Regions from separate parts of the Homo sapiens genome. Here region 2 is linked to region 1. A link is a contact called in ENCODE Hi-C or POLR2A ChIA-PET data. All regions are on one chromosome and are shown on one strand. Each heading gives the region's core, a stretch centred on a gene start or an enhancer-like site at or near the end of the contact. The rest is flanking DNA. Distances are from core to core; before and after follow the strand shown. Region 1 overlaps FBXW7 (F-box and WD repeat domain containing 7). Region 2 overlaps TMEM131L (transmembrane 131 like).

Region 1 (4,238 bases), core at 622-3,121:
GTTACTGCTTTCTTCTTTTATATACCACTTATATATAAATTGGGTTGAAGCTTTGCTCTTAGCTCTTTTTCATTACACATCATTTTGAGGAGATGGTCTCGTGTTCATTATGTAGATTATCACAAATTTGATGACTCAGAAATACCACATTTTTCTTAGTGACCTGTTTTACCACTTTCTCAGTCGCCAGGTCCTTAGCACCCCAAAATTGTTATTTCCCAGTGGAAAGTTTGTCTTGTACAATGCTTGCTATATGGTTGGAACTAAGTAAATGCTTTTTGAATCATGAACTAACTCCTTATCTGTCTTTTTTTTTCTTAAGATAATGGTTTTAACTGTCCACCTATTCTCATGTCACAAGCCCTGTAATATCTCTGACCACTTCTTGTCTACACTTGTTAATATTAGTTGTCATATTTTGGTCCTAAGTTTGACTAATGAGGAAGATGACATTTTTGTCTGCAGATGGTGGAAATAAAAATCACAGAGATTGTGATTTCCTTATGGTTTTGTGGGTAATGGTGGAGTTTAAACTTACAACGAAGTTTCTGGTGACATGTTTCCTAGTTTTCACAGAAAACATTCTTTTTTTTTTTGAGACAGAAAGTCTCACTGTGTCGCCCAGGCTGGAGTGCAGTGGTGTGATGTGTCGGCTCACTGCAACCTCTGCCTCCTGGATTCAAGTGATTCTCATGCGTCAGCCTCCAAGTAGCTGGGATTACAGGCGCCCACCACCACGCCCAGCTAATTTTTGTATTTTTAGTATAGATGGAGTTTCACCATGTTGACCAGGCTGGTCTTGAACTCCTGGCCTCAAGTGACCCACCTGTCTCAGCCTCCCAAAGTGCTGGGATTACAGGCATAAGCCACCACACCCAGCCAAAAACATTCTTTATAATGATACAAGTAATATACCAGACAAGAAATTACTCAGTGTACTATGTGAGATTAAAAAAAAAAAAAAAAAAAGACTGGAAGTGGAAGTGGGAGTACTTCAAATTCTTGTCTGATGAGGTAAAGATTTTAACTTGGTGGAAGGAATAGAAATCAAGGATGTGAGAAATTTTTCATTAATTAGAATTTCGAGATTCTTCTTTTAAGAATGCAGTGATGCTAGTGAAGTGGTTGAGTGAACCATCTTTCAGCTAACAATTATAAGATCTGGACAAAATATTGAAAGAAAAACTTTAACTGTTTTAAAAGCCATGGAAAGTAACCAAAAAAGCAAAGCCAGATGAGAGCCTCCAACTGCAATGTGTAATTGTATGTTTGTGGCTTTCTTGCCTTATGGTGCATTTTCGCCTCCTGTCTTTCAGTGGCATAGGAAAGAAGTTACGGGTAGCCTGGCAGTTGGAAATTTACTCAGGGGAATCATGGAAGCAATAAGTAAGATCCAAAATCTGAGTGTAAACTCTGTCCAAATCATGGCTAATCACGAAACTATACATGCATAGGGGAGACCCCAGGGGACCCAGTGTAAAAACAGGCAGAAACAAGAGCGGAATCTGCTCCTGAAAGAATTGAACCCTGTGAGATTTGTGATTGCTTCTTTTTTTGACAGTACATTTCTCAACTTGCATGCAATTTGCGTGGCCAACAGCTGGCTTGAGGTATCAGAGCACAGAACATATTGTTGACAGAAGAGTTAAAATTTAGGGAACAAACACTGAAAGCAAGATAACATCAGAGGATGTAGGCCACACATCTCAGTATAATCTCTGCCCATTTCCTTCACTGACCACCAGACTACCCAGGTGCAGAGGGGATGCCCTGGGCATCAGGTTAGAAGAAGGAAGCAGCTGGAAGGTGAAAGAACTAAGCAAAATCATTGTTGCTTACTATAAGGGAGACACACAGTAAGTCCTCACTTAACATTATTGATAGGTTCTTGGAATCTGACTTTAACTGAAACAACGTATAACAGAACATTTTTTTCTCATCAGTTGTATAACAAAGCAGTGTTAAAGGAAACGACAGTATTCAAGGACCTTGCTGTTTGTGTTTTGCTTCAAGTTGCTGTTTCCAAGACCTATCGATGGTATTAAGTGAGGACTTACTGAAGTTTGCAGTTTGAGTCCATACGAGCCCATTAGAATCATACAACATGAAAACCAAATGGTCCTTTGAAAGATTGCGACAAAATCTGGTTGCTATAACTTGCTATTTACAATGTGTATTTTCAACTAAAAATTATTAGATATGCAAATAAAGTGGAAATATGACTCATTTTCAGGTAAAGAAAATCATTCAATAGAAATTAACCCCAAGTATAGCCAGATATTGGATTTAGCAAGCAAGGACTTTAAAATAGCCCTAAATATAATCAGAAGAATTTAAGGAGTCCTATGTTCAAAGGATTAAAGAAAAATACAGTCACCCCTCTGTTTCCATGTTTCTGCATTTGCAGATTCAACCAACCGTGGATCAAAAATAGTTGGGAAAAAACATAATAAAATTTACAGTACAGCAATAAAAAATAATGCCAATAAAAAACAATAAAGTCTTGTTCAGTGAATAGATAGGAGATCAAAACAGAGAAACAGATACTGTAAAGAAGAAGCAAAAGAGAATTTTAGGGTTGAGATCAGTAACTGGAATGAAATTTTTATATTATATTTTATTTTATTTTATTTTGTGGTGGAGTCTTGCTCCGTCGCCCAGGCTGGAGTGCAGTGGTGCGATCTCGGCTCACCACAACCTCCGCCTCCTGAGTAGCTGGGATTACAGACATGCACCAACATGTCTGGCTAATTTTTGTATTTTTAGTAGAGACAGGGTCTCACCATGTTGGCCAGGCTGGTCTTGAACTCCCTCCCGACCTCAGGTGATCTGCCTACCTTGGCCTCCCAAAGTACTTTGATTACAGGCGTGAGCCACTGTGCTCGGCCAAGCAAAACAGTTGTTTGGAGATGGCAAAAGAATCAGTTAAAGATAGATTAATAAAAGTCATCTATTTGAAAGAGAAAGAATGGAGAAAAATAAGCAGAGTTTGAGAGACCTTTGGGGTAATACAATGTTTGAACATGCATCTAAATGGAGTCTCAGATGGGGAATAAATAATGGCTGAAAACCCCCACAACTTTGGTGGAAAGTATCAATTTACATATCCAGGAAGCTCAGCAAACTTCAAGCAGGATAAACACACACAAAAAAACAGATGTTAGCACATAAGTGGTCAAATTGCTCAATACCAGAGAATTTCTTGAAAGTAGCCAGAAATATCTTACCAGAAACAATGGCGACCTCTAGCCATGGATATGGTATATTCAGCTGAAAGGCAAAAAGCTATCAAATAAGAATTCTGTGTTCAGCTAGAAGTGAAGGTAAAATAAATACATGTTCAGATAAACCAAAACTGGGAAATTTTCACCAGCCAGCCACCATTGCAAGCATTTCTAAAGGAATCAATTTCAAGGGAAATGGCACCAGATGGCAAGTACCATCTACAGGAGGAAATCAACATCAAAACTAGTAAATACATAATTTACTCTAATTTTTATAAACTATATTTTTCCTTATTTTAAAAACAAGTACCTGTGACTTGAAGCAAAAATTATGATGCTGTATTGTTGGGTTTATAATGGAGTTTGGGAATTTACATATTGTACAATTTTTAATATGTAATGACATACAAATTAACGTGTTAATAGTCTTCTAACTTATGAACATGGTATATCTCATTAAGGTTATTGTTTAATTTTAGTAATGTATAATAGGTTTCTAAAAAACTTAAAAATGTGGTAAAATATGTACAAAATAAAATTTGCCATTTTAGCTGTACAATTTGGTGGCACAGTTGCATTCACAGTGTTGTTCGTTCATTACTACTTTTTCCAGAACTTTTCTATCATTCCAAACAGAAACTCTGTACCTACTAAGCAGTAATTTCCCATTTCCCTTCCCCGAGTCTCTGGCAGTGTCTAATCTACTTTCTGTCTTTATGAATTTGGCTATTCTGTATTTCATATATAGTAGTCCCCCTTATCCACAGTTTTGCTTTCCACAATTTTGGTTATCTGTGGTCATCCATGGTCTGAAAATAGGTGATTATAGCACAATAAGATGTTTTGAGAGACCACATTCATATAACTTTATTACAGTATAATTGTTCTTTTTTATTATTGTTGTTGTTAATCTTTTACTTTGCCCAATTTACAGATTAAACTAATAAGTATATATGTATAGGAAAAGACATAGTATATATAGAGTTTGGTTCTATCTGTGGTTTCAAGCATCCA
Region 2 (4,238 bases), core at 1,056-3,555, 1.0 Mb before region 1:
TTAAAATAAGGCCTGAATTTACAACCCAGGTTAAATGGATTAAAAGATTAAGGACTAGAGAGCAAGTGCCTTCTCCATCTCACTCTCACATTTCAACCTCAAATTACCCCAGCCCTCTAATGACTAGAGTAGTCACTGTAAAGGCGCCTAATTACCCACGAATTACACCAACTGTAACCAATTTCAGGATCACAGATCAGATTTTCCCAAAACATGAATCTGCTAATTAAGTTACCTGAAAGTCAAACTAACACGCAATTTGGATGTGACATTTATCCACCTGAAAGTAGACCTGTTAAGTATTTCAATTCACAGTAACAGCAGCTATTCCTTATGGACAGCACTATTACACACTTGGAAAACTGCAGCTGAAATACACGGACGCAGGAAGAGACTCATCTATGATTCAAGCATTTCCAGGAAATAACAAAAGGATTCTCCTGGCAAACCAACAGAATGGCCCACCAAGACCTGCTTCAGCCTGGGAATCAACTCGTATTCATTTGCTAAATTAAACTGATAATGAAACAAGTTTAAGATACTCACATACAGAGACACACCACAGCACACACAGCCTGGCACCAGTTACATTAGTCGCTTTTTTCTGAATTCTGACACAAGGAACGAGGTTTGATTTCATGGTTTTGCCTATTTGCTCATTATTAAATCTGCCCACTTATTTTCCGCAAGAAAAAAAAAAAATTGGGCCAGGCGCAGTGGCTCACACCTGTAATTTCAGCACTTTGGGAGGCCAAGGTGGGTGGACCATGAGGTCAGGAGTTTGAGACCAGCCTGACCAACATGGTGAAACCCCGTCTCTACTAAAAATACAAAAATTAGCCGGGCATGGTGGTACATGCCTGTAACCCCAGCTACTCAGGGGGCCGAGGCAGGAGAATCGCTTGAACCTGGAAGGCAGAGGTTGCAGTGAACTGAGATCGTACCACCGCACTCCAGCCTGAGTGAGAGAGTGAGACTCTGTCTCAAGAAAAAAATACTTCTCCCCAGTGCTCACAATCTTGTGAAAATAAAGAATTTTCCTTGGACGTGCTCCTACAGATACACAAAGAAATAATTCAGAAATAAAATCCATTCAACCAAAAGGCCAGGTTCAATGAGCTGGGAAGAAACTGCGTGGGTTTTGCAGCTGCGGCTGGAGCCCAGGAGTCCAAAGCTGCCGTAGACTGGTCTGTGCAGCTCTCAGGAAGGAAGCTTCACAGTGGATCGCTTCACACATCACCAGCCCAATACCAAAAAGGCGTTTCTCAGGAGCCCTGGTGTTGGGGGAGGGCAAGGAAAACAAGTGAGGGACATTCACAAGGGCTCACAGACGAGTCTCGCTGGGGACTATGTGTTATGGGTTAAACTGTGTCTCCACCAACCCCAACATGATATGTCAAAGTCCTAACCCCAGTACCTCAGAATGTGACCTGACTTGGAAACAGGGTTGGTGCAGATGCAATTAGTCCAGATGAGGCTGGACTGGAGTAGGGTGGGCCCCTGCTTCAATATAACTGGTGTCCTTATACGACAGCCACGTGAAAGCACGGAGACACCCAGGGAGAGCGCTGTGCGACAAGAGACTGGAGTGCCGCAGCTGCAAGCCAAGAAACCCCACAGGCTGCCGGCGAGCCCGCAGAAGCTAGGAAAAGGCGAGGGCGGACTCCCCGAGGGTTTCAGAGGCAGCGTGGCCCTGCCGGCTTGACAGAGGACTTCCAGCCACCGGACTGTGAGGAGAGAATACAATTCTGTTGTTCTAAAGCCGCGCAGTTTGTGGCACTTCGTTAGACAGCCCTGGGAAATTAATACACCACACTTGAACTTGAGTTGCTTCCTGTTGCCCTACTCCATCCAGCCCCCTCAGCTGGCAAATGCTCCCACTCCACCACAACAGAGCCGCAGGGAATCCCCGGGTTGCTGTGTGGCTGGGGAGGCCCTTCTCCCCTGTAAGTGGCACACAACAGGCTGGGCTATCCCAGGCCCAGGCCCTTGTCCCAATTTTGTTCCTTCTCTCCAAGTTCCCGGCTGCCTCCTCTGGGCCCTGCCCTCACCAGGGCCCGGTCCCCACTCCTCCCACAGGCAGCCCTGGCCCTCCAGCTGCAGGACGGGGTGTGGAAGTCCCCTTGGGGTGGGCAGTGCCCCGTGCTGCTTCCGCCCACCCCAGTTTCTCACAGAATTTTTAGAACACTTCTTTCAGTTTTGCCTTAAGTAATATCCTTCCTCATGCCCCAACAACCCCACTCACACTGGTGCACTCACGCACCCTCATTCTCTCTTACACACAACTCAGCCACAGGCCCACAGGGTCTCTCTCTCTCACACAAAACTCAGCCACAAACCCACAACGGTCTCGGTCTCTCTCTCACACACACACACGCACACAAAACTCAGCCACAGGCTCACCAGGGTCTCTCTCAACATGCACACATACACACACACACCCCTCAGTCATAGGCTCACAAGAGTCTCTCTTGTCTCTCATACATACACAAACACACACAACCAGCCACAGGCCCACAAAGGTCTCTCTCTTTGTCCCTGTCTGCTCTCTCGCACTCACAAACACACATCTCAGCCACAGGCCCACCAGAGTCTGTCTGTCTCTTTGTCTCTCTCACTCTCTCTCACACACATACACCTCAGCCACAGGCCCACAAGGGTCTCTCTCCTTGTCCCTGGCTCCTCTCTCTCGCACACTCCCACACACACACATACAGCTCAGCCACAGGCCCACGAGGGTGTCTCTCTCTCTCTCTCTCTCACACACACACACACACACACACACACGCCTGTGCAGCTCCACAGGGGCCTGGGCCAGGAGACAGATCTGAATACACATACCACCCTGTGCTGTGAGTGGCCACTCCCATCCAACAACTGAGACTTTCTGTTACTGGGCCAAGGTTTTCTGCCAAACTTACTTCCCTTATAATGAATGAATTCTCCCTCAGAAGGTTCCTCAGTCCTCCCCTGGAAGCTGACCTGCAATGGCCTAACCCACCTATTTACCAGGCATGCCAGGACATATGAGACCCTGATAGGTGGACACCAAAGCTCAGCCTGGAACCCCACCCCCATGTGCATCATTGCAGCAGAACTTCTTCGGACACACTCGATCCACCAGCTAACACTCCATACCCTATGAAGAGAATACGTACGGATTCTAGGTTTGATAAAATCCTGGGCCAGTGGTGGTAAGTCAGGCTGAAAAGCAACCATCTCCCAATTTCCACCCACTGTTTTACCTACAAGACTATTTCTACCTCTCATTATTTAATCCTCCACAAAAAGTATATTTTGTAACATGGTCCCTGAGCTGCCTCACCCTGGGCCAATGGTTTTCAAACTTGAGCGTGCATCAGAGCCACCTGGAGGGCTTGTTAAAACAGATCTCTGGGCTCCTCCCCTAGAGCTTCTGATTCACACCAGGTCTGGGGTGGGGTCTGAGAACCGGCCAGTCTAGCGAGTTCCCAAGCGATGCTGATTTAGGTCCCTGGACCAGGCTTCGAGAAACACTGCCCTAGACCGCTCATTTCTCGCTGAGCTCAGGTGGCCCAGCATAGCACTCAGCATAGCACACACTGCTGTCGGCCTTCCCACTGCCCATTCCCTTCCTCCCACTTAGGCAAAGCCGGGTTGTGCTCCCTATGACTAAACCCTGCAGGACAGAGCTGATCACGTGGTTCCACCACTCCACAGGCGTGGGTGGGTGAGTGGTTCAAGGTGAGTGCAGACCCACCTGTAAGATGTGAAGGGGAAGTCTGCTGGGGAGTACTTCTGAGAAAGTAGCCAGGGGTTCTTTTAACCTGCCTTTGGATGTTCAGGTGGGAGGCTGGGAGGCTGTGAAGCACACAGACCTCCTGCAAACGTGAGGGGAGCTGCACGGCACACAGAGTCCAACAGAACAGACAGGTCCGAAGAACCAGGCTCCCAGGTGCTGACACTAACCTGCTGAGTAAACCAACCCAGAACCACCCTGCCTCCAGGCTTCTTGTTAAGTGACATCATGCATTCTTTATTGTTTGAGCTGGTTGAGTCAGGGTTTTGTTACTTGCTGCTGAAAATAATCCCAAAGCAAAGCAAGCTGACAGGACAGCTCCTCTAAAGGCAACCTCTCAGCACACATTACAATGGCATGTGTTCCACAAACTAATCCCAATATTTCAGATTTAAATTTTCCACATTTCAAAAGCTATGTAGCTGAATATCTGTGGATAATCCACACTTAGAATTAGCAT

The links. Hi-C counts contacts between places; a loop is a spot of excess contacts on that map. ChIA-PET counts read pairs that join two places held with the same protein, here RNA polymerase II (POLR2A). Pooled maps may share reads with other maps.
Region 2: a loop to region 1 is called in a pooled map, with 2.4 times the contacts of the local background. The contact joins two enhancer-like sites. A Hi-C loop is called at or near these places in 1 of 37 single-sample maps with no recorded cell type and 1 of 50 pooled maps. POLR2A ChIA-PET finds 5 or more read pairs at or near these places in 2 of 52 experiments (A673 and activated B cell).

Annotation. Positions count from the first base shown.
Region 1 is chr4:152,459,649-152,463,886 of GRCh38, reverse strand. All of the region lies in intron 2 of FBXW7 (F-box and WD repeat domain containing 7), which reads left to right. Among named protein-coding and RNA genes, the nearest start is that of MIR3140, 28 kb to the left of the region's middle. RefSeq lists an enhancer at 1,545-1,594. Within about 2 kb of position 1,871, at least 4 of the 41 ENCODE cell types and tissues checked have a DNase peak (open chromatin) inside an H3K27ac peak, as active enhancers do.
Region 2 is chr4:153,486,243-153,490,480 of GRCh38, reverse strand. All of the region lies in intron 3 of TMEM131L (transmembrane 131 like), which reads right to left. Among named protein-coding and RNA genes, the nearest start is that of TMEM131L, 22 kb to the right of the region's middle. RefSeq lists enhancers at 1,679-1,888, 2,039-2,208, 2,389-2,458, 2,559-2,678, 2,829-2,878 and 2 more. Within about 2 kb of position 2,305, at least 28 of the 41 ENCODE cell types and tissues checked have a DNase peak (open chromatin) inside an H3K27ac peak, as active enhancers do.